Regions from separate parts of the Homo sapiens genome. Here all the other regions are linked to region 3. A link is an interaction called in ENCODE POLR2A ChIA-PET data of the cell type or tissue named here. Cell type or tissue: OCI-LY7. All regions are shown on one strand. Each heading gives the region's core, and the rest is flanking DNA. Links, peaks and the distances in the headings are about the cores only. Region 1 has its middle 53 kb from the start of C1orf220. Region 2 overlaps LOC105371632 (a long non-coding RNA gene). Region 3 has its middle 18 kb from the start of MIR4424.

What was found. ChIA-PET counts read pairs that join two places held together with the same protein. Peaks named below come from ENCODE experiments on the same cell type or tissue, not always from the same donor. Only the 100,000 strongest peaks of a DNase experiment are listed, where the experiment ranks them.
Region 1: POLR2A ChIA-PET joins it to region 3 with 14 read pairs; 7 of 35 experiments call an interaction of 5 or more read pairs at or near these places.
Region 2: POLR2A ChIA-PET joins it to region 3 with 14 read pairs; 5 of 35 experiments call an interaction of 5 or more read pairs at or near these places.

What each region holds. Positions count from the first base shown.
Region 1 is chr1:178,591,966-178,600,373 of GRCh38, reverse strand. No RefSeq gene overlaps it. Among named protein-coding and RNA genes, the nearest start is that of C1orf220, 53 kb to the right of the region's middle. In OCI-LY7, for the core only: no CTCF peak of the experiment used is centred there; no DNase peak of the experiment used is centred there.
Region 2 is chr1:178,571,586-178,579,993 of GRCh38, reverse strand. LOC105371632 (a long non-coding RNA gene) reads left to right here. Exons shown (of 4, transcript XR_922315.3): 1 at 1-6,701. Among named protein-coding and RNA genes, the nearest start is that of C1orf220, 33 kb to the right of the region's middle. In OCI-LY7, for the core only: no CTCF peak of the experiment used is centred there; DNase peaks (open chromatin) are centred at 2,403, 2,973 and 4,213; H3K4me3 peaks cover 3,097 bases; H3K27ac peaks cover 4,835 bases.
Region 3 is chr1:178,655,699-178,664,106 of GRCh38, reverse strand. No RefSeq gene overlaps it. Among named protein-coding and RNA genes, the nearest start is that of MIR4424, 18 kb to the left of the region's middle. In OCI-LY7, for the core only: no CTCF peak of the experiment used is centred there; a DNase peak (open chromatin) is centred at 4,136; H3K4me3 peaks cover 1,294 bases; H3K27ac peaks cover 1,940 bases.

The DNA.
Region 1 (8,408 bases), core at 2,349-7,348, 65 kb after region 3:
CCTCAAGCTCAGAAATTCCTCACCCACGTCCAGTCTCCTGTGAAGACCTTCAAAGGCATTCTGCATCTCCCTTAGAAATTTTGATCTCTAGCATTTCTTTTAGATTCTGTCTTAGGATTTTCGTCTCTCTGCTTCCATTGCTCATCTGTTCTTACATGCTGTCTGCTTTCTCCATTAGAACCTGTAATAGACTAATCATAGATATTTTAAATTCCCATTCTTATAATTCCAACATCCCTGCCATATTTGGTTCTGATGCTTGCTTTGTCTCTCTAAACTGTATTTTTTGACTTTTAGTATGCCTTGTAATTTTTTCTTGTTAGCTGGTCATAGTGTACTGGGTAAAAGGAACTGCTGTAAACAGACCTCTAGTAATGGGGGGGTGAAGTGGGGAAGGCATTCTGTGGTCCTGTGGTTAGTCTCAGCCTCTTAGTGAGCCTGTGCCTCTGAACTTCACAAGTGCTTCTCAGTCCCTTGTCTCCTCCCCACCTTATGTGGGACAGGATGGCTAGAGTTGCTGGAGTAGGGTATTTCCCTCCCCCAGGTCGGGTAGGCTGTGATAAAATCTCAGGGGCTTAGGCTCTGGTTGAATAGTTTCTCCTAAGGGAAGGCCTTGTTAAGAACAGGGTGCTCTGTGCATTTCAAAATCGTTCCTTTCTCCCTCCCTTTGCCAGAAGCATGAGGGCATTTTTCTCTGACATTTAATGTGAGAACCTGGTCGAGATTTTGAAGGTAAGTTTCACAAAAGTGTGGATGGAGCCCCCCTTATGTCTGGGTCCCCCTGGAGTCTTTTTACTCTCAGACTTGTCCACACACAGCCAACAGTAATTTATCATTTACAGTTTGGATTTTTCTATCTTGGCACTAGTTCCCACAGAGATTTCTGCTCATGAATTTCTGCTCTGGTAGGTAAGTTGTGATTCTCTGTATCCATCTGTCTTGTCTCTCCAATTCTGGGGGCAGTGGTTGTCCCTGGGTCCTCACTTCTCTTAGAGTTCTAAGAAGAGTTGATTATTCAGTTTGTTCAGCTTTTTGCTTGTTGTTAGGGGGCAGTGGCATCTTCCAAGCTTTGAAGTACCAGAAAGCAGAAGTGTCTCTTGCTAGCTCGATTGAAGCCTGTCGCCATGTTATGAGCTGCCCTATGGAGAGACCCAGATATCGAGAAACTGAGGGAGGCCTCCAGCTAACAGCCAGCAAGGAACTGAGGTCCTTATTCCAAATGAGACTCTTACTCTGGGACTCCAAGAGGGATTGAATTCTGCCTAACAATCACTTGGGCGAGCTAAAAAGTTGATCATACCTGGTGGAGCCCTGAGTGATCACTGCCCCAGCTGACGCCTCCACTGCAGCCTCAGGGAGACTCTGACGCTGGGGGCTTGGCCACACAGTGCCTGGGTTCCTGACTACAGACTTCATGAGATCATCAGAGTTCTTTGTTTCAAGCTGCTAGGCTTTGAGTTAATTTGTTGTGTCTTTTAAGATAATGAATACTTCATCCAGTCCAATTTCTGTATTCTCAAAGAGCTGATGGAGACCTGGAGAACGTCAGTCCTTTTCCTACGCTCTCACACACTCGGACCAGATTTGAAGCCAGGCCCCTGAATTTCCTGGCCTGGGCCCTCCCATCTCTTTGAATGCTCTTCTGCAATTTGGCATTACGGAGATTTGCCTGGCATGGTTTTGTTTCAACTCCCTTTAAGCGAGCTCATACTTTTTCCGAATAGAATATCAATATCTCCATTTCTACCTGGCCAGGAAGAGGACAGGGCAGTGTGCAAGCCTGATCTCCAAGCCAATCTGCTCCTCCCCTGGCTCCCAGGCTCCTTCTCCCGATCGATCCCCATTCCAGGTACTGGGCTTGGTCTTCTGCTCTGAAAGGCCCTGAAATTGCCAAATCTCCATAGACAGTAGATTCGAGTGTTTTCTAGCCTTTCTCGGTCCTCCTACCATTTAGAGCTTTCTTCTCTTGTTAATCCTTAGTGGAAATGAACAGCAGCCTCTCCCCATCCCCATTCTTCTCAAGTCACGTATGTTATGTGCCTTCCTTTAGCCCTGAGTCCTCTGAGGAGAGGGTATGGAGGAGGCTCTGGGATGGAGAGAACAGCCCCAGAGGTACAGCTTTCAGTGTCCGGGCTGAGGATAAGAGGAGGATGGGGTAGGGTGAGCCTAAGTGAAGCTGGGTGCAGAGGGTGTGGCTGGGCCTGGGAAAGACCTGGCCTGAGGGAAGCCAGTGGCCCAGGCAGAGGTGGAGAAAAATAGGGAGTATGTGTGGGGTAAGAGGCAGGGCTGGAGTTGCGCAATGTGCATAGGAGCAATGGTTTGAGGGTCAAAACCAGGCTGCTGGGCAGGAGTTGTTTGGAGCTTGGAAGCAGGGCAGCTACCAATTTTAAAAAGGGCAAGGCGGCCAAGGCGGGCAGATCACGAGGTCAGGAGATCGAGACCATCCTGGATAACACGGTGAAACCCCGTTTCTACTAAAAATACAAAAAAAAAAAAAAAAAATTAGCCGGGCGTGGTGGCGGGCGCCTGTAGTCCCAGCTACTCAGGAGGCTGAGGCAGGAGAATGGCGTGAATCCAGGAGGCTGAGCTTGCAGTGAGCAGAGATTGCACCACTGCACTCCAGCCTGGGCGACAGAGGGACACTCTGTTTCAAAAAAAAAAAAAGTGTCTTCTGTATGCTAATGAAATGACTGGTGGCTGGCAGATCCTTGGTAGCTTCAGGATGGGGGCCGGTCACTAGAAAGACCAAGACAGGATTAGAGGGTTGGGACTTTCAACACCCCCCTCCTCTAACTTCCAGGCAGGAAAGAGGGCCTGAAGGTTAATTTGATCACCAGTGGCCAATGATGTAATCAATCATGTCTATGCAATGAATCCTCCATAAACACCCAAAAGGAAGGGGTTCAGAGAGCTTCCGATTGCTGGACACGTGGATGTTCCTGGAGTGTGCATGGAAGCTCTGTGTCCCTTCCCCACACTTTGTTCTACGCAACTCTGTCTGGCTTTTCATTTCTATCCTTTATCATATGCTTTATTAATAAACCAGTAAATGTAAGTAGAGTGTTTCTCCGAGTTCTGTGAGCCGCTCTTGCAAATTAATTGAGCCTGAGGAGAAGGTTGTGGGAACCCTGGTTTATGGCTGGTTGGTCAGAAGCACAGGTCACTACCTGGGTCTTGTGATTGGCATCTGAAGTGGGCACAGTCTTATGGGACTGAGCCCCCAACCTGTGCGATCTGATGCTGTCTGCAGGTACATGGTGTCAGAATTGAATTAGAGGACACCCAGCTGGTTAGTGTCTACTGGAGAATTGCTCTGTATGTGGGACACTCTCTCTCCAATCTGGCGTCAGAAGTGTTGTGTTGAGTGGTGAGAATGGAGAAGGAAAAAGCACTTTGGGTTTTTTTCCTCTCATCAGGCAGCCTACTGGGTCCTACCCTTGGATAAAAGTATTTGACCCAGCTCAGTACTTACAAAAATAAAAATAAAGCCACTTAAAAATCAGGATACTTAGTTCAGATTTCTGGTTTCTCTGGCTGCACTGGGCCTCATTTCCTTATGATATAATATCAAGTGCTAGACTGAGGTGGGTGGCCTCCTTCAGGGGAAGCAAGCACTCCCTCTAGTCCAGGAGTCCATGGCCCTTAGGCGCATGGCAGATGCATAGCACTTGAACCCTACCTGTTTTTTCCATTTACTTTCTCTTCCTTGCCCGTGTAGACAGCTGAGATTTTAGCCCATGGAACTGAAGAACAAACCTGGCCCAGAAGAGGTTACAGACATCACACTACAAAGACCAAAATTCCTATACTTAAAATACATTTTTAAACACCTGGGAAAGGATTTTCATAATCTCCCTAATTACATGTCTGCTCCATTTTATTCTTTCTTCTCATTGCACTTTCAAGAGCTCTTGTAGTAGAAATGCCTGAAAGAGACAACTGCACTTATATAATTGGCATAATAATATTGGTCAAGATACATTAGCTTTGCATAAACATGAAATGATCAGAGGGAACCATTTCTCATTAACCGAAAGAAGTCATACAAGGTAGGTTGTGTCAAGAGATGCTAGTTTGGTCAAAAGTAATCTGCTCTGGTTAAGATAGAAATAAAATAGCTGAATTATAACAAGAGAGCTGCTGCTAAACTCACTGTTGATTTCATGAGACAAAGGAGTGGAGGCTACTGATGATGATTCCTGAGAGTCACATCCAAGAAGAGGCAGAGTAACTTCCATCTACCAAGTTATTAGCTATTCAAATCAATATTCCTAAATTCAATAGATACAGTGGATGATTTGCTTCTGCCCTGCATTGATTTTCAATATGCCCCTTACGTGATTGCACTTAACTAGCCTGATACAAAGCAAATCCCCACATATAGTTCTCAATATATTCTAATTGAATTTGAAAATGTGCTTCTCAAAAAGATGACTCGGGGAACAGTGAATTCTAGTTTCTAGTTTGGCTTAACTGCTATTTTGCTCTATAAAATTGAATGAGTGATTTCCTTTCTGGGCCCTCATTTTTCAAGTCTCTCACTCTGCAGGAATCATGAAAACAAGTGCTTGAGCTCTAGGACTTCACAGAGGCCTTTTTCATTAAGGCAGAGACATAGGGAAGAGAGGCTCTGAGGGTAGGCGGCCTGGAAATCCCTTTGAGTATTGAGCTATTGCAGTCACATCTGCCTTCAGCGTACTCTCCTGGATGTCACAAGGGGTTTTGGTTTTTGGAGAGTCACATGAGGAAAGGGAGTTAGCTTTAAAAAGCTGGTAAGCTGGGCACGGTGGCTCACGCCTATAATCTCAATACTTCGGGAGGCTGAGGCAGGTGGATCACTTGAGGTCAGGAGTTCGAGACCAGCCTAGCCAACATGGCAAAACCCCACCTCTACTAGAAATACAAAAATTAGCCAGGTGCTGTGGCACATGCCTGCAGTCCCAGCTACTCGGGAGGCTGAGGCATGAGAATCACTTAAACCTGGGCGACCGAGGTTGCACTGAGCTGAGATCACGCCACTGCACTCCAGCCTGAGCAACAGAATGGGACTCCATCTCAAAAAAATATTAATTAATTTTAAAAAATAAATAAAAAGCAGATAAATTCCAAAAATCTTAGGTAATGAAGCAGAAGAAAAGAACATGGATCAGTACAGTGTTTCTAATGAGAATGAGGAAGTAGGTTTAAAAAGGATTTAACTATAAAACTACAACTTAATTATTCAAACATATATTCTATGGCAGTCTCTATGGATGGGCAACTGGTTCTACGGCATGATTGGGGAGTACCAGCAAATTGACTCTCTTAGGAAAGGAATCAAATCCATCTCCACTTGCTATTACAGTATAGTGTCCTGCGTTAATTTAATCAACAGACATAATGAACCTGCTACAATGCAGGGACCCAGCCTAATAAATGCTAATAACTGACCAATGCCCTACTCTCAATATGAAGTTTCTTCTCTTTAATGTCTCTCCTATCTGCCTACCACTGGGACTGAAGTCTTATTAAAAATGAATTTCAAGTTGTATATGTGTGGGAGATGGACAAGCAAAGTGAAAACAGAACATCTTTGTGTATGTGAGGACCTCCAAGACAACGATGCAACTTGCAGGCTCATGCTCACATCACCCTCATTTTGCTGGTGTGCAATACATTGTCTCTCTAACCTCACCCAAATAGCTGTTTTTAAATTTGGTTTTGTTTTAGATATCAGGCACAATATGCATCACGGGATGTGGGAGATATTAAAATCCTAGCATTTGCCCCTGCAAATTCCTCTTATTTTCTCCCATTCCCAGTGTGAACCTTTACTTCCAACTCAGCCAAAGGTGAAAATCTTAGTTCTTTATTGTTTTCTTTTAAATAATTCGTACTTGGTGAGATATGCAGTTTTTGGAAAAAAACAAGAAAGGAACTCAAATAAGGAGAAGACTTATTTTTATAGATTTGCCAGTGTGGGACAATCGTGCTGGAGCTTGGGCAGGACTGAGCTGCTGAGGGAATATCGACTACAGGGACCAGGGGAACCCGCTGGACGCCACCCAATGTCCAAGGCAGGAAGGAAGAGTCATTATGCTGCCTTGCCCCTGGGAAATGAGTGCAAAAGCCAGTTTAGCTACAGAAAGGAGGGTTGTTTCTTCCTCCTCTTCCTTCTCTTCTTCTTAAAACAACCTTTTCCTAACCAAGGACTCAGAGAGGGTGGAACATGTTTTCTCTCTTCTGGTTAGAAAAACAAATACCAGTGCTGCGCCTCCAGCTTCTCTTTTCTGGTTCATCACAGAGGCCTGTATCTGCCTTGCTCAAGGAGGAGAGAAACTGCCATGCCAAAGGCCCTTCATCACCTGGTTCATTCCCAGTCTAATTCTGTTTCTAGGATAGCTAGCCCCCATCCTCAGGCCTTGGCAGGGAAATACCCCGCTTCAAAGCATGGAACTTTGAATGTTGCTGAGCCCCCAGGACTTGCACTTTATCACTCTGGGGGTATTTTCTTTGAATACAATCCAGTCTCAGATTCCCACATCCCAAGAAGCTGCTCTCTGTCTGATGGAACAGTCTGTAGCTGTTCACTGTGAGCCCATCTTATTTTGTTCTTTTCATTATGGAATGTTTTCATCAGGGGCCTGTGAGTTGAAAAGGCTTCATGCTGAGTAAAAGGGTGGCTTTGTCTTTCCCCCTTTCCTGACCTCTGTCAGGAGTTCTTTCTGGGCTCCACAGAAGACATAATGGGAGAAATGCTGAGAGCTGTACTGATGGAATATTGGGATTTGCAAAGAAATTCCTGTCCAGGCTGCCTGGTTATACTAAAATGTCATCTCTATTTTGGATGTGACTAGCTTGTTTAGTTAATGCTAGAGGGGAAAACAGAATTTGTTCTCAAGAGAGAGAAGCAGAAGGAGGAAACAGGCATACAGACAACTGACAATGTTCCAGCCACTTTGTCACAAATAACTAAATCCACCGTTATTAGGATCCAAAGATTATCAGTCAATTTGAGTCCTATCAGCATGATGTTCGGCTCCAGCAAGGTGGCCAAAAGCCTCCTCAATATAGAGATCGAATGCTAAATTCATTCTGTAACTCAGATTCTTAGGAAGGGAAGTATGTTTCTTAACATTTGTTATTAATTATGTCTCAGGCACTGGGCTTGCTGCTTTATGTTATTTAATTGAATCCTCACAACAACTTGGAAAATAGGTATTATGCCTTGCATAATATCTATGCATGGATGGATTTATTTATTTTTATTTCATTCACATGACTCTTTTTTTTTTATTATACTTTAAGTTCTAGGGTACATGTGCATAACATGCAGGTTTGATACATAAGTATACATGTGCCATGTTGGTTTGCTGTACCCATCAACTCATCATTTACATTAAGTATTTCTCCTAATGCTATCCCTCCCCCTCCCCCCACCCCATGACAGGCCCCAGTGTGTGATGTTCCCTGCCCTGTGTCCAAGTGATTTCATTGTTCAATTCCCACCTATGAGTGAGAACATGCGGTGTTTGGTTTTCTGTCCTTGTGATAGTTTGCTGAGAATGATAGTTTCCAGCTTCATCCATGTCCCTGCAAAGGACATGAACTCATCCTTATGACTGTATAGTATTCCATGTTGTATATGTGCCACATTTTCTTAATCCAGTCTATCATTGATGGACATTTGGGTTGGTTCCAAGTCTTTGCTATTGTAAGTAGTGCCACAATAAACATACGTGTGCATGTGTCTTTAATGTAGCATGATTTATAATCCTTTGGGTATATATCCAGTAATGGGATTGCTGGACCAAATGGTATTTCTAGTTCTAGATCTTTGAGGGATCGCCACACTGTCTTCCACAATGGTTGAACTAATTTACACTCCCACCAACAGTGTAAAAGTGTTCCTATTTCTCCACATCCTTTCCAGCATCTGTTGTTTCCTGACCTTTTAATGATTGCCATTTTAACTGGAGTGAGATGGTATCTCATTGTGGTTTTGATTTGCATTTCTCTAATGATCAGTGATGTTGAGCTTTTTTTTCATATGTTTGTTGGCTGCATAAATGTCTTCTTTTGAGAAGTGTCTGTTCATATCCTTTGCCCACTTTTTGATGGGGTTGTTTTTTTCTTGTAAATTTGTTTGAGTTCTTTGTAGATTCTGGATATTAGCCCTTTGTCAGATAGGTAGATTGCAAAAATTTTCTCCCATTCTATAGGTTGCCTGTTCACTGTGATGGTAGTTTCTTTTGCTGTGCAGAAGTTCTTTGGTTTAATTAGATCCCATTTGTCTATTTTGGCTTTTGTTGCCATTGCTTTTGGTGTTTTAGTCATCACATGACTCGTTCTTACTAAGTCAGGCTGCTGCTTAAATGTGTCCTTTAACAAGCCTTTCCTGAGCCCCTGACCCATAACCACAGTGCCTG
Region 2 (8,408 bases), core at 1,541-6,540, 84 kb after region 3:
CCCAGGCACAAGCAGCGCAATCTGTATGAACAAATACAAGAATCACATACTCCACAGTCCCATGAGCCACGGGGATAGATAGCAAAGGGTTCCCCAGCAGCCCTGGCAGGCAGGTAGACAGCCACAGCTATGCGGGCCCTTAGGTCAGCCCTCTCAGATGATCTGAAACCACTTCAGTCTGTCTGAAGCTCTCATGAACATTTCCTGTTAAGTATTGTTTTCAATAATTTATTCTGGAGGAGATGTTGGCTCCCCTGGGAATCACTTTGCAGCACATCCCCTCCAGAGACCAGCTACAGACATCAGGCGCCAGGATAGAAGAGTCGCTCTGTGTAGACGGTGGACCAGGAATAAGGTTGCCTCAAAAAAATAATAGCTGACATCCGCCCCACCCTCCACTCTTCAATCAAGCCAGTCAGGCAATGAACCTTTTCACACCTGAGGGATTATTTTTGCTTTTGTCTGATTCTGCTGTGTTAAAGGAAACAAGTGTTGAGAAAGGTAAGTTGTAAAAGAAAACTGCTGCCTTTCCCTGATTAACTGGGAACTGACATAGAGGAGATTTTCTTCTTAGGGAAGTCGAAGTGGGAGAACAGAATCGGGGGTTCTGTTCCCTGGTTAGCTCTTTGTTCTGGGGGGCTGTCCTATGCATTGCAGGATGTTTAGCAGCACCCTGGCCTCTGTGACTATGCACTTCCTCTGCTTGTGACCATTGACAGTGTCTCCTGATGCTGCCCAAAATCTCCCTGTGGGCAGTATCACCTGTAGCTGAGAGTCACTGCCACAGATTAAAGAGGATGGAGTCCCAGGCAGCACCAGGGATGCCCCCGGCCGCCTGCTTTGGAAAGGGCTCAACTCCCTAAAATAGAAACAAACCCCAGAAGTGTCTGTAGGTCACAGAATTCAGCATGGCTGAAATTTGAGTGATGTGCACTGCTTTCTCAAGAAAAAAAAAAAAAAGGATGATTTCCAGTGTTAACATAAACCACTTTTATAAAGATTGTTAGTTGGATGTACACAAACATAAAATTGGGTATACAACCCTTGTAAGTTTTCTACAACTATAAAATCAAAATAAGTTCATGATTTGACAAATCAAATATAAAACCAATAAAACTCAAGGTAACATTAATTGAATGAGACAGATAGTGTGATTTTGTGGAGTCAAATTGCCCCTTGCTTGGTAACTCAAGCACCGAGTCGGTTCTCTGAGCTGGGCACGCCTTACACCTGCATTGTCTCATGACTTAAATCTCACGTGGCATCGTCTCTTCAAACTCCTATGGAAACACTGGTTGTGGGCCTTCTGTGAGCTCACTTGGCAAGTACATACTCTACTAAGGCCACTTGCGTTTTCTTCTGATTGGCAATTAACAGTTGACAACTGGCAATTAAAATAGCGCATCTAGGTTGCATTGTGATTGTGAACACTGAGCAAGGCTGGCACTGTACACTCAAACGTGGACATAGGGAGGACCCCAAATATGCTTATATTCTTTAGATTCTTGTCCAAATGAAAAGAATTTTATATTTTAAAAATGACAAACTTCCAACAGATGACTCTTAGTAATATATTAGGAGACTCTCAGAGGAGCAGATCCAGTCTGGGCCTCTACAGATGAGAAACCAAGCCTAGAGAATTGCCTGGGGAAAGAGATGTGGAGGAGCAGAGCTGGCTGGGAAGCAGCCCTTGCCTGGGAGCTGATGCTCCTTCCTTTCCTCTGGCTGTCCTTCCAGCACAACACTGTAGAATTCTGAGGCACAATGGTGCATAGATTCGGCTTGTTGTTTTGAATGTTCATTCAACTGAACTGAATACTTAAAGTTCATTTTTTAAAGGTACTAAATTGAACTAGGGAGTTTCTTTTTCTAGATTTTGATCTTTCAGTATTTAGTAGTATGACTAGAAAGCATCATGTGTGTGTATGTATGTGTGCGTGAAACATAACGTACATCCACAAACTATGGAAGTAAAGATCCAGTTCAGTGAATGATGATGAAGTAAAAACCCATGAAACCACAGCCAGGTCAAGAAATAGAACATTTCCAGAGTGCAGAAGTCTCAGAGTAAGCTCGGTCACAATTCTTTTTCTCCTCTAAAAGTAACCACCATCCTCACTTTTATTATAACAATTTCCTTGCTTTTCTTTAGAGTTTTACTATCTCTATATGCATCCCTAAACAATGTAGTTTAGCTTTGCCCGTTTATAAGCTTTATATCAATGGACCCTGACTCTGAGTATTTGTGTCTTGCTTCTTTTCTTCAACATTATATTTATTAACTCCAACCATGCTGTTGTTAAGTGGCTCTAATTCTTATGCTTTCTATGACAGGCCAGCATTTGGTTTGGTTCCAGCTTGGGGCTATTACAAACACTGCTTCTCTACACATTCTTGTATACATCCTGGTCCACAGCATATGCATGTACACCTGCCTTGATGGCATTTTCCCACATCAGAATTTCTCCACTTGTGAATAGGGTGTGTGAATCTTTAACCTTAGTAGAGAATGGCAACTATTTGCCAAAACTTTGCTTCAATTTAAACTCCCAAAAGCAGACTGGGTGCGGTGATCACACCTGTAATCTCAGCACTTTGGGAGGCTGAGGTGGGAGGATCGCTTGAGCCCAGGAATTCAAGGCCAGCTTGAACAATACAGTGGGACCCCATGTCTACAAAAAAAAGAAAAAAAAATAGCTGGGTATGGTGGTCCACTCCTGTAGTCCCAGCTACTTGGAAGGTGGAGGCTGCAGTGAGCCATGATCGCGCCACCGCACTCCAGCGTGGGTGACAGAGCAAGACCCTGACTCAAAAAATAAATAAAAACAAACTTCCAACAGCAGCGGTTCTCACTATATTCCATCCTCAACAGCACTTGTTATTGTCAAACTTTAAAACTTCAACTGATCAGGTGGCTGTGTAGTGAGTAACATTTCACTGTGAGTTTAATTTGCATTTCCCTGATTATTAAACAAAACCAAGAATCTTTTACTATGTTAATTGGCCACATGAATTTCCTGTTATGTGCCTGTTCAAATCTTTTGACATCTTGCTATTGCCAAATTTAAATTTCCTTTTTAAATAAATTTCATATTCATTAAAATTACATTTGACAGAAAAGTATGTCCGTCTTCCAGGGTACCTCTGCACACCTGAGAACTGTATATAGCTAAAGGTAAAATGTCTAAGATCTGTAAGCTTATAAGCAATTTTTTTTTACTATAAGTCATTGAAAAGATTATAACAATAGTTCACAGAAAAACATGGATTTAGATCATTTTTTCTTATCTCTATTTTCAAATCTAACATCCTTTTTTTGAATTTTGTCCCCTCATTTCCCTATACTTTCATAGAGAACAAACATACTCCTATATATCACAGTCCTTTGTTAAAATCAAGTGCAACCAAAGTTATTTATTATTCTATTCTGTATTTCTCATGCTGTGTGCGATATGAATTGTTAGAAGTTAGCTAAATGTCTGTAATAAAGTAGTGACACTATTGTATATATGACCTTTGCAGCTGAGATAATATTAAGTAAAATATAAATGGCTACAATAGTTATACATATCTAATAAAAATAAATAAACAGCTCACCCAAGCCTGACATCTAGCTTTTGCTCACCTTATCTCCTTTAGACATTTGGGTATGAGCTCACTGGCAAAGAGTGAAGCCCATATAATCTACCATTAAATAAATTATTCAGTAATCTGTGATGTCCTTGTAACATGAGAATCCCCTATTTAAAAAAAAATAGCTGCACTGCTTACAGAGGCACATGCCTGCTATTTATAGTCTTTATGGAAGTTGCTTTGCTAGCAAATCCAACTAGAACTCCCCGGGAATCTACAAGGATTGATGTTTACTGCAGGGTTTTTACACTGAGCTATTTTGCATATGTGTGGGTGTGTGATGCACACACAGAGGACTGACGGAGAAAGCCCAAGCAGGTATGAGGTATTTGTTAGCTCTGCTCCATTTTCCTCTTAACATTCAGGAAACTCAAATAGGGACAAAGTAACTACAGGTCACCCACAGATCCAGTGATATGTATTCCTGACTGTATCCAGGCAACTGGGGCTCTACTTTTTTCTAAGAAGACATGTTAGTTCTCTGCCAACAATGTCAGATTTCTCTCACAGACAAAGCAGACCCAGGGGCACTGAGCCTCCCTTTTTACTTCCCCTTTTCCCCCAGGTGCGAGTATGATGTCCTGAAGACAGGAGGGGATGTGGGTTGCAGGGAGTCAAGGAATCAGGGAGGCAGCTTGCAGATCAGAGTGGGGCAGATGGCCTACATGAATTCTCATTCTGGAAGGGCTGGAAAAGAAACAGCCAGGTTGGCTGGGCATGGTGGCTCACACCTGTAATTCCAGCACTTTGGGAGGTAGAGGTGGGTAGATCACTTGAGGCCAGGAGTTCGAGACCAGCCTGGCCAACATGGTGAAACCCCATCTCTACTAAAAACACAAAAATTAGCCAGGCGTGATAGTGTGCACCTGTAATTCCAACTACTTGGGAGACTGAGACACAAGAATCGCTTGAACCCTGGAGGTGGAGGTGGAGGTTGCAGTGAGCCAAGATGGTGCCACTGTACTCCAGCCCGGGTGACTGAGTGAGACTCTGTCTCAACAACAGAAAAAGAAAGAAACAGCCAGGTGTCTATTTTTTCATAGTTTCAATTAATTTTTTGATTAGAAAAATATTTTATAAATATAGAAACTTAATTGGTATGTGGATGAAGCAATTCTCTTTATAAAAGGCTCAGAATAGCCAATTAACTCCATTTTCATGAAGTATATGTCGTGTTAACTTTTGAGTTGACAATTATCAAAAAGGTTTCATCAAGTGAAACTTGACATCAAGTTATGTGTCAAAAGTAGGCATAGAATTCTTGGCATACTGAAAAAGTATGGACAGGCAAGTGAAATGGAATTATGTGAAATATTACTTGGATTTTTCTAACATGTTACACAGCTATTCAGTAATTAAAATGTTTCTGAAAAATAAAAATATAAAAGCTGCACAAATATTTAGTAACAAAAGTTGAAAAGTACAAATTGTTTTTTAAAACGAAATAACTTCAGTGAAATTTTACTACACACCTATCAGAATGGTTAAAATTTAAAATAGTGACCATATCAATTGCTGATAAGGATGTAGAAAAACTGAATCTCTCATACATTGCTGGTGGGTATAGCCACTCTAGAGAACATTTTGGAAGTTTCTTATAAAACTAAACATGCAATTACCACAAAACCCAGCAATTTCACTCTTGGGTACTTATCCCAGAAACATAAAAACATATTTTATGTTCACACAAAACCCTATATACAAATGTCCACAGCAGCATTATTTATAATAGGCCCTGGAAACAACCCAGATGTCTCAGTGGGCAAATGGTTAAACAAACTGTGGTGCATCTAGACCTTGGACTACTACCCAGCAATAAAAAGGGAGCAAACCATGGATACACACAAAACTTGGATGGATTTCAAGTGAAAAAGCCAATCCCAAAGAATTACGTATGTTATGATTTTATTTATATAACGTTCTTGAAACCATAAAATTAGTGTGAGAGAGTATAGTTTAGTGATTGGCAGGGGTTAGGGCCAGGGGGTGGAGGATGGAAGGAGAGGGAAATAGATTATGTTACAAAAAGGCAACATAAGAGATGGTGATTGATATACAAACCTCCACATGTGATAAAATGGCATAGAATTAAATACACGTGCACGTGCACACACACACACACACACACACACACAGAGTAAATGTAAGACAGGAGGGAAATCTGATCAAGATCTATGGATTGTACCATCAATTTCCTAGTTGTAATATTGCACATACTAGAGTTTTGTAAGATGTTACCATTGGAAGGAAACTGTGGATAAAAGACACATTGTATCTCTCTGTATTATTTCTTACAACCCGATGTGAATCTATAATTACCTCTATTTAATTAAATTGTAAAAAGTTAAATGGAATCTAACTAATATTCTCATGATATAGTTGTTAACCCTGTACAGAAAAAGAACCCAAGTATGAAGCCAAAGAAAGAGCAGTGGTGAAGCCTGAAAAAAGCTCAAAGCGCGGGACAAAGGCAGAGCTGGAGCTGTTCCTGCACCTGTGGGTGTATGGGGAGCAGGGGAGAGAAGGTATCAGCACAGGTCATTTTTAGGGTGCCAGGGCAGGGTTGAGGAGGGAGTTCTTAGCAGTAGAAACCCACTGTGTGCTAACAGCAGTGAGGAGAGTCCTAGCAGCAAGGGTGGGAACAGATAGGCAGCTTCCAATGGGTGCCCAAGGTCCAAGCATGAGTTTTTTTTTAACTCTAGAAACCCAAACATACACTATTTGATAAAACTAAAATTACTTTAGCTGCTGGAAGCAAATCTGTGTTTTTTGTGATCGATTCAAACCACAGATAGAGCAGGGGATTGTCTTTCGGTAGGTGTGAATGGGGCTGTATTAGTCACCAGAGTTTCAAGTGTGCTTCTGTTTAGTTATCAAACTGCAATTCCATTGATACCCCGTCTTGAGTGTCTCCTCTGTGAGTAACATGAAAAGGACCTCTGGTTAAATAGAAAACTTGTCTTGAATTTGGAATTACAACATGCCCTTACTTATTCAGGACTCAATTAACTGAGCTTCAGGATAATCCAAGGTGAAGAAAAACAAGAGCTGACAAAGAAAAGAAATGGGTGAGTCAAGACAGGCACTGGGGTCTCTTCCCACAGACCTTGGGTGGGTTCAATGGAACCTTGAGGCCTGGGTTTAACTGGGCCTAACCCCACCCCAGGGATGTATGGGGGTTAAAGGGATTAATACTAACCTACTGACTGGTTGGAAGGGCCTGGGAGTCTGGGAAATTAGTGGGAAAAACAAAACAGAAGGTACTTAGAGTCCCAATCAAGACAGCAACTTTTAATACTGATTTCTTAATGGCAATTCACAGCCTTGACCTAACCAGTTCCTTAATCCTGCTCCAGTATACAAGCAAGTTCTACAGTGTTTGTTCCTTAATAGCTCTTTCTGATTATCTAGCATTTTGATTCATTTGCTGACCTTCAGATATTTATTGTTGTCCTGGTTGTTTAAAGGGCACTTTATTTAGGTATCTTAATTGGCCTCTTCCAGGTGTTTTCAGCTTAAACATTCAGGTCTATTTTTTGTCACTCCTCCTGGTGGCCCACCAGGGTAAGATAGATTTGGGGCAACTAAGGGGGAAAGGATAAGCTCTGGGGCCAGACAGATCTGCACTAGCCAGCTACATGACCTCAGAGTTCTTTAACTTCTCTGAACCCCAGTTTCCTATTCTGTAAGGCAAAGTGATTTAGGGTCAGGTTGCCTGATTTTTATTTATTTACTTATTTATTTAGAGACAGAGTCTCCCTCTGTCACCAGGCTGCAGTGCAGTGGCATGATCTCAGCTCACTGCAACCTCTGCCTCCCAGGTTCAAGCAATTCTCCTGCCTCAGCCTCCAGAGTAGCTGGGACTACAGGTGCGCGCCACCATGCCCAGCTAATTTTTTGTATTTTTAGTAGAAACGGGGTTTCACCATGCTGGCCAGGATGGTCTCAATTTCCTGACCTCGTGATCCACCTGTCTCGGCCTCCCAACGTACTGGATTACAGGTGTGAGCCACTACAGCCGTTCAGGCTGCCTGATTTTAATCCTAGCACCACTACCTATTGCTTGGATGTCCTTGGGTAAATTACCGAACTTCTCTAAACCTCAGTTTCTTCACCTGTAAAATGAAGGCGGCAGAGATAGCTAGTTTCCCTCATTCCTTGGTTAAAAAAAAAACCCTTCATTTTTAGTTGTACACATGGTCTCCTAAATAAAGGCCACATTTTTCAACCTTTCTGAAAAACAGAAAGACAACACCAAGGCAGAGTTGCTGACTGCCTGGCTTAGTGTTGAAGGCACGCCCCGACACTCACACGAAGCCCTTGGCAAAGACTGGGAGACTTACTGGCTCCAGTTGTTTAAGAAAAATCTCTGTTCATCATCAGCTGACCATTAAACTAACTGAGCAGGGACTTCAGTGGCCTCACCTGACAAAGAAAACAGAGTTCAGAAGAGTCAATAAACAAACGAACTAAAACAACAGCACCATCAAAACAAACCTGGGGAGGGTGGAGAATCTGATTTCCAGAGTTGCCACATTATATTATTTAAAATGTCTAGTTTGGGCCAGGCGTGATGGCTCATGCCTGTAATCCTAGCACTTTGGGAGGCAGAGGCTCACTGCAGCCTCTGTGTTTTGGGTTCAAGCAATTCTTGTGCCTCAGCTTCTGAGCAGATGGGATTATAAGCGCCCGCCACCGTGCCCAGCTAATTTTTGTATGTTTAGTAGAGACAGGGTTTCACCATGTTGGCCAGGCTGGTCTCACTCCTGACCTCA
Region 3 (8,408 bases), core at 1,340-6,339:
TCGTCTCTCTCTCCCTCCCTCACTTCATTCCTTCCTTTTTCCCCTGATTTCCTTCCACAAAAATTCATTATGTGCAAGGCATTATAATAGTTGCCACGGGGAATCTAAACTGTATAAGATGTGGTCCCTGCTACAAGAAGCTTATAATCTAGGGTAGTGCATTTTAAACTACAGGCTGCAACCCATTAGTGATTAGTAGATTGTGAAATCAAATCGGTGCATCTGACCAGCATTTAAAAAAACTGAAATTCAATAGAAAGCTCTTAGAGTCCGTCACACTTGGTCATGGTAAATACTGTTGAATGAACATTTTTATAGGTGTGTGTATGTGTACACAGGATTGTGACATAAAATGTATTTCTGCTGTGGGTTATAGAAAAAATAGTCTCAAAGCCATTGATCTAGTAGAACTTAAGCCTATAGCTTCAGTGATCATCCCAGTGCTGATGTCTATCTCCAGCCTAGAACTTCTTCCTGCTCCACACACGGCTTTTCAACTCCCAGCTGGACATCTCAAACTAAACATATCCCATATTGCCCATATCATCTTCCTCCCTAAAATGTTTCTGTTCCAGACATTGAATGTTGGTTAACGACATGCACATCTATCTGGTCATTCAGGACAGAAGACTGAGAGGTACCTAAAGTGTCTTCTTCTGTGCCTTCTCCACTCATTCTTCACATTCAGTTAGCCAATCTGCCTCCTCCCCTCCATCCTTATTAGCACTCTTTGGTTTAGGACCTGTATAATTTCTCTCCTAGTTTCTTGCCATACCTTCTTAACTGGTCTCCTTTTCTTCAGTCTTGTTTCCTAACTCCTGCCCAACAAGTCTGTGTCCTACATTTATTCCCAAGTAATCTTTTAAAAATGCTAAAATGAGTCAGGTGCAATGGCTTACACCTACAATCCCAGCACTTTGGGAGGTTGAGGCAGGAGGATCACTTGAGCCCAGGAGTTTGAGGTCAGCCTGGGCAACATAGTGAGACCCTGTCTCTACAAATAATATTTTTTTAAAAAATTACCCAGGCATGGTGGTGGTATGTGCCTGTGGTCCCAGCTATGTGTAAGGCTAAGGCAAGAGGATCGCCTAAGCCCAGGAGGGCTGTGATTGTGGCACAGCACTCTAGCCTAGGCAACAGAGTAAGACTCTGTCTCAATTTTTAAAAAAAATGTTAACATGACATTTTTTTCTGGTGAAAAACCTTTGATGGTTCCCCACTGCTTTGAGAAAAAATGTCTAATCATGAGAGCCAACATCTTGCTTGGTCTACTTTTGCTACCTTCATCAGCCTCAGTTCCTCATCCTCTCTTAGCCTTACCCCTGATTCTAGTGGTACCAACTAGCTCAGGTGCTCTCATATTTCAGTGACTTTGACTCCCACCTTGAATGTGCTTGCTTCGTTTCTTCGCCTGCGTCTAAATCTTACCCCTCTTTCCCAGCACAGCTCTAATGTCACCTGGTCTTGGGACCCTTTCTGACTGCCCTCCAAGGTTCTCCTTGCATCCTAGGCACGCTGCTGTCCTAGCTAACAGCGCGGTCATTGTTGTTTGGGTTGTCTTCATTATGACCTAGCTGCTAGCAAGGACTCTGTTTTGTTCATCTTTATAAAATAAGCAACTAGCCCAGTACTTGACATCCTAGGCACTGACCAAACATTTGTTGAAAAAATGAATGAAGATGAAATCTCTCAACAGCCCACTCCTTGATTATAATGATAGTATCATAATAATGTTAAATAATTCTTGACAATACTCTTGTTTTCAAAAGTCTTTAGAAGTAGAGGGTGACTGGTTGGCTAGATGTGCTTTGTCTCTATCAGTCCTTTTTCCACCGTCCCCTTCTCTGTCTGGTTCCGATGAGACTAAGAGAACATTGCCATCTGCTTGTAGGAAACATCCAGGAATTCTCCCACCAACAGATTCCTGTTAAAAAAACATACACACAGCCAGAAAAGACAAGAAAAGAAGACAAGAATGCAATGTGTATTGTGTTTATTTTATCTTAAACCCACTTTGTTGTTCTTATTGTTATCTGTATTGTGTTCTAGGCCTTAGGGAGAGAGGTCAGATCCTTTTGTTGCTTACTTTGGATGTAAACGTGCCTGGAAGCAGTGGGCCTGGTCCAGAGTGACTTTGAAGGAATCTTTCAGTCCAGACCCCATAATGCAGGGTCCCAAAGTCACCATATGAATTCATTTGCCCCCACAGAACTATCTCAATTTCCTCTTCACTCTAGGCACTGGGGATATAGTGACAAAGGAAATGTGGCCCCTGTCCAGAGGAGAAAGGGATCATTTGTTTTTTTCCTCTGTATATTCTTTTGTTGTCCTGGACTTTTGTTTTCTCAGTGTTTTTTTCTTGAAACAAGTGAGAGTTAGATATTTCTAAGTAATACAGCATTTTTTTTTTTTTTACAAAGGGTTCCACCTCTATGTGACCAGGCAGAGCTATTCTCTGTGTGTGTGTGTGTGTGTGTGTGTGTGTGTGTGTGTGTGTGTGTGTGTGTTTGTGTGTGTGTGAGAGAGAGAGAGAGAGATAGACCCAGTCTCACTCTGTCACCCAGGCTGGAGTGCAGTGGCGTGATCTTGGCTCACTGCAACCTCCGTCTCCTGGGCTCAAGCAATTCTTGTGCCTCAGCCTCCCTAGTAGCTGGGACTACAGGCGTGCGCCACCATGCCTGGCTAATTTTTTGAATTTTTAGTAGAGACGGGTTTTCACCATGTTGGCCAGGCTGGTCTCGAACTCCTGACTTCAAGTGATCCACCTGGCTTAGCCTCCCAAAGTGCTGGGATTACAGGCGTGAGCCACTGCGCCAGCCTGACAGAGCTATTCTTATTGCAAAAGTTTGGAGTTCAGAAATGAGAGCCCCAAGGGTCAATATATTACTTATCTGAAACAAACAGATGATGGAGGGAAAATGTTCTCTGGAATTTGCTTTTTTCATATGTAACATGGGTGTGATGTTATTTCCTTCACATGTGAACACTCACTGAGCACCCAGCAGAGAGGTGAGTACCCAGGGATGTAACACCCGCTAGATATAAGTCTTCTTCCTAGTGCATCAGAAAACAGGAGGGACACTGAGGCCAGTGTGGAGGAAGGTAGCACAGGTTCAGTGTTCCCATCACCCATGGTGATGCTGTGGTGTATGACACAGTAGGAGGCACAATGGAGGCATTTTCTTTTTTCAAATGCAATAAATGGCCTAGTTACAAGCTTGGGAATAAAGTCAATGCTGAAGCACTCTTTAAAATGTCGCTTTGGTGCTACATAATGAGATGCCTTTCTCTTCTTTGAGAAGAGGTGGAAGCCAGGGAACTATAACAGGTTTAACCATCCAATTAGTCACTTCATCTTAACAGAAAAAAATGAGTGGGTCCTTTGGGTTTTGCTGTGCTTATCTAGGTCATTTCCAGCTTCTAGTCACAGTAAATCTATTCTACACAGCTGGAACATTAGCAACATCTGGATTTCTCAAAAGGTCATGTGTGTGCATCATTAGAGCAAGACTACAAAGTATCATTTTGAATCATAATGAATATTCCACTTCCAAAAGCAAGGATGTTTTTAAGGCAGCTGCAGCAAAACTAAGGAGGCAATTTACTTGAAATTCAATTGTGATCATTTTTTGGTGATTAAAAACCTAACATTTTCCCAACAATATCTCCAATGTGCTTTCAGAAAGCCCCCCAGTGCCATGCCTTCACACAAGAACTAATACTTACTGGATTCTATAGCAACAAACAATTATTTCTAACCAGTGAGTATGTGAGGTCCTCCTGGCTGGGTCCATTCTCAGATTCAGCTGTGACCTCTAAGTTTCTGAGACATATTCCAAGAGCAAAGGGGCTTCTCCTTGGGATTTCTGCTTAGGCTGTGGGGAAATCTAATTGTAGCACCCTTTATCTGTTCCCAAGGTACTTTGCCTGAGTATTGTGCCGGCAGCAGAATACTCCTTTATTCCCAACTTCAGTCACGACATGACACCACACTCATCCTTGACACCTTGACACCCCACTGGAAAATGTCACGTCCCCTTCAAATAACTCCTCTATGTGACACATTCAAAATTTGCTCTGCTCTGACCCTTTTTAACCTATTCAATCTCAGTTCCTTTTTGCCTCTGTCATTTTCTCTCTGCCTCTATTAGATCAGTTTATTTTTATTGCCACACGAATCTTGTGGTTTCCCCACCTAGCTTATGTTAGGCCCTTTCTTCTTTTTTTTTCACCTACTCAAATATTTCCAGCCCTTCCAAAGCCCCAGATAGAATCTTTGTTTTGTTTTTGGTTTTTGTTGTTGTTTTGTTTTTAGTGTACTAATACTCATTATTCTTCTGATTCCCCAAACCCCCTTGTTATTAATAGCTGATATCCGTTCCTCATTTGTTCTTTCATTCTTGCAACAAATATTTACTAAGAACCCACTATTGGTGCTATAGTTTGGATATTTGTCCCTGCCTAACTCTCATGTTGGATTGTAATCCCCAGTGCTGGAGGCGGGACCTGGTGGGAGGTGTTTGGGTCATGTGGGCAGATCCCTTATGGATTGGTGCTGTCTTCATGACAGTGAGTGAGTTCTTATGAGATCTGGTCATTTAAAAGTGTATGGCAACTGCCCCACTCTATCTATTGCACCTGGTCCCACCATGTGAGACACCTGCTCCCTCTTCACCTTCTGCCATGATTGTGAGCTTCCTGAGGGCTCCCTGGAAGCCAAGCCGATGCCAGAACCATACTTCCTGTAAAGGCTGCAGAACCAGAAGCCAATTAAACCTCTTTTTTTCTAAATTACCTAGCCTCATGTATTTCTTTATAGCAACACAAAAACAGCCTAATACAGCTAGTGACCATTCTGGAACTCAGGATGCCATGGTAAGTAAGACAGTCTTTGCCCTCTTGGTGATTTTATTCTAGTATGGCAGACAGATAATCAGGTAGTAAGTAAATAAGTAGTATAACGGACTGAGACAAATGTTGTGAGAAAAAATTAAAAGGCAGGGTAAGGGCTAGTGCGTGACCATAGGAATAAGAGCTTTTTCCATATGGTGATAGGGAAAGGCCTCTTTGAGGAGGAGACACTTGTATTTGAGGAGAGACTTAAATTATGACAAGAAATCAACCATAAGCTGGCCGAGCGCGGCGGCTCACACCTGTAATCCCCACACTTTGGGAGGCCAAGGCAGGCGGATAACGTGAAGTCAGGAGTTCGAGACCAGCCTGGCCGACATGGTGAAACCCCATCTCTCCTAAAAATACAAAAATTAACTGGGCATGGTGGCAGGCACCTGTAATCCCAGCTACTCGGGAGTCTGAGGCAGGAGAATGGCTTGAACCAGGGAGGCGGAGGTTGCAGTGAGCTGAGATCGTGCCCTTGCACTCCAGCCTGGGTGGCTGAGTGAGAATCTGTCTCAAAAAAAAAAAAAAAAAAAAAAAAAAAAGAAAGAAAGAAAGAAAAGAAAAGAAAAGAAAAGAAAAAGAACGAAAAGAAAAGAAATCAACCATAAGCTAACCCAAGAGAAGAAAGGGAAAGGGAACAGGAAGTGAAGTCCCTGAGGCAGGAATGTTCTAGAAAGATGAGGGGTGCTCTAGGAGACCAATAAGAAGGCTAACATGGGCAGAGTGTAGTAGGAGATGAAGATGGATGGGAGGCAGAGGTGAGAACCTGCAGGGCTTTGAGGGAGAGAAGAATCAAGTGCAACTCCTTAGGCTGGGTGCGGTGGCTCATGCCTGTAATCCCAGAACTTTGGGAGGCCAAGGCAGGTGGATCACTTGAGGCCAGGAATTTGAGACCAGCCTGGCCATCATGGCAAAACCCCATCTCTACTAAAAATACAAAAATTAGCCGGGCAAAGTGGCACATGACAGTAATCCAGCTACTTGGGAGGCTGAGGCAGGAGAATTGCTTGAACCCAGGAGGCAGAGGTTGCAGTGAGCCGAGATTGTGCCACTACACTCCAGCCTGGGCAACAGAGTGAGACACTGTCTCAAAAACAAAACAAAGAGCAACTTCTTAATGTTAAGTCTAAGTGCCTGGATAGATGATGTTACCACGTCCTCATAGGGAAAGCTTGGGGAAGGAAGTGAATGCAGATTTGTATGGGGTTATTGAATCTGGAAACAAGAATTTCTTTTTGGACATGTGAAGTTTGAGAACCTTTGAGACATCCAAGTGTAGCTGTTGAGTAGACAGTGGGATATGTAAGAGTTTGAAGCTCAAGGAGCCATCAGGCTAGAGATACAACCTGGGAATTCACTTAAGCTTAGGGATGAGAATGTAAATTGAGAAGAGGCCAGAACCCCGGAGCCCACAGGCATTTAGAGGTTAGGAAGGAGGAGATAGAAGGAAACTCCAAACATGTGGCCTTTGAGGTGTCCCACATATTTGGACACATCCATGGTGTTGTGTGGCATGCCAATAGTTTCACGTGCGCCGGACTTACCATGAAAACCAAGGCTGCAAACTTCCTGAGACCACTCATATTTCTCCATGAGAGCAGGGCTAAAGGTCCAAAATGTTTTATTGGTGTGTAGTCTTGGCACAGTCCCTGTTTACCATGTATTTCTTAGAGCAAGGAGTGTACACTGCCAGGCTATTGAGGGAAGTGTGGCTTCTTCCTTTCTCAAGGACTATATCTTTGAGTTAGTTAAGAATTCTCAGACTTACTTTACTGGCAGTGAACTGATGCACAGAGAGATTAACTGATTTATGCCCAGCCCAAACTGAGTCAACAGCCAGCCCGAGGCCACACTGCAGTGTTTATTAAATTATGGACTGAGGATTGCCAGCATCTCAGCCACCTGGAGTGTTGCTTAAGAAAAAAAAAAAAAAAAAATAGGCCGGGCGCAGTGGCTCATGCCTATAATCCCAGCACTTTGGGAGGCCAAGGCGGGCGGATCATGAGGTCAGGAGATCCAGACCATCCTGGCTAAAATGGTGAAACCCCGTCTCTACTAAAAATACAAAAAAATTAGCCGGGCATGGTGGTGGACGCCTGTAGTCCCAGCTACTTGGGAGGCTGAGGCAGGAGAATGGCGTGAACCCAGGAGGCAGAGGTTGCAGTGAGCCGAGATCGTGCCACTGCACTCCAGGCTGGGCAACAGAGCGAGACTCCGTCTCAAAAAAAAAAAAAAAAAATGCTAACATATATGGGTTATCTATTAAGTGCTTTACAAATGGCAACTCTTAATCCTCAGAACAACTCCATGCAAGAGGCTTATCATCACCAATTTACAGAGGAGGAAATAGACATGAGAGAGTTCCACAGGTAGCAAAGGGGCAGATTAGTCTAGTTCCATGCTCCCAACCACAATGCCATACAGCTTGCTGAAACAGAATCTCTGGAAATGGGACACTGGAGTAGTCTGTATTTAGAAAAATTTCTGGGGGCATTTTTGTGTACTGTATATGAAATCTTGAGAACTGATGTTTCACTGGATCTCAAGTTTGTTCTTTGAAGCTCAGGAAAACCTTACTTGCTCTACTATTTTTTTTAACATCTCTAAGTATCCATGTTTAAGTAAATGTATTAGTTTCAGATTATTCTTGGTAGTATTTTGTTAAACACAGGTAACAACTTACTGCACAGTTGTCATTTCAAGAGGTAAAGCATATGATTGCACATTAAACCGGCTGGCATTGTCTAATATGTTGACAATAATTACCTAACAATTATTGACATTGTTGCATCCTACTGTCAAAAGGAATAATGTGTCTTTTTTTCCCTGTGTTCATGATTGGATACATTTGCCTACAGAGATCCATAAACAATAATGAAATAAATCAATCCTATGGCGAATGCAGTAGTATGCATGACTCCATGGTGGCAGTTTGCCTTGCTGGCTGAGAGGAGGTGGTACTCTGACACGTCTCAGCTCTGCACTCCTTAGCCGAGTAAAGATATGGCCTTTTGATGTATGGGATATCCCAGAGAGCTCAGACATTACTCTCTGCTGACCTTTGTGGATGGTCTCAAGAGCTTATGGGGTGAAAGAAATGAAGTCATAGGAGTATTTAAAAAGAAAGAAAGAAAGAAAATAAATAAGTCCAGTTCAGTTGAAAAATAGACACATGTTGAATATCCAAGGCCTTTAGATCACAAGAGATAACATTAAGCAAACTCCTTTCTGTTAACAAGAAATTGTGCTTTACTGTCACAGATCTCCACCCAGATTGCCCCTTGAATTTGCATTATTCACACAATGAGACTGGTTTCACCTGTTTGCAATTGTTTTAACTATTAGTCATCAGTTCAGAGGTTGCTTAAGCTTATTTCGCCTGCAGTTTATCTTATACACCTTTTATTTATTTATATATTTTTGAGACAGAGTCTCACTCTGTCGCCCAGGCTGGAGTGCTGTGGCACCATCTTGGGTCACTGTAACCTCCAGCTCCCAGGTTCAAGCAA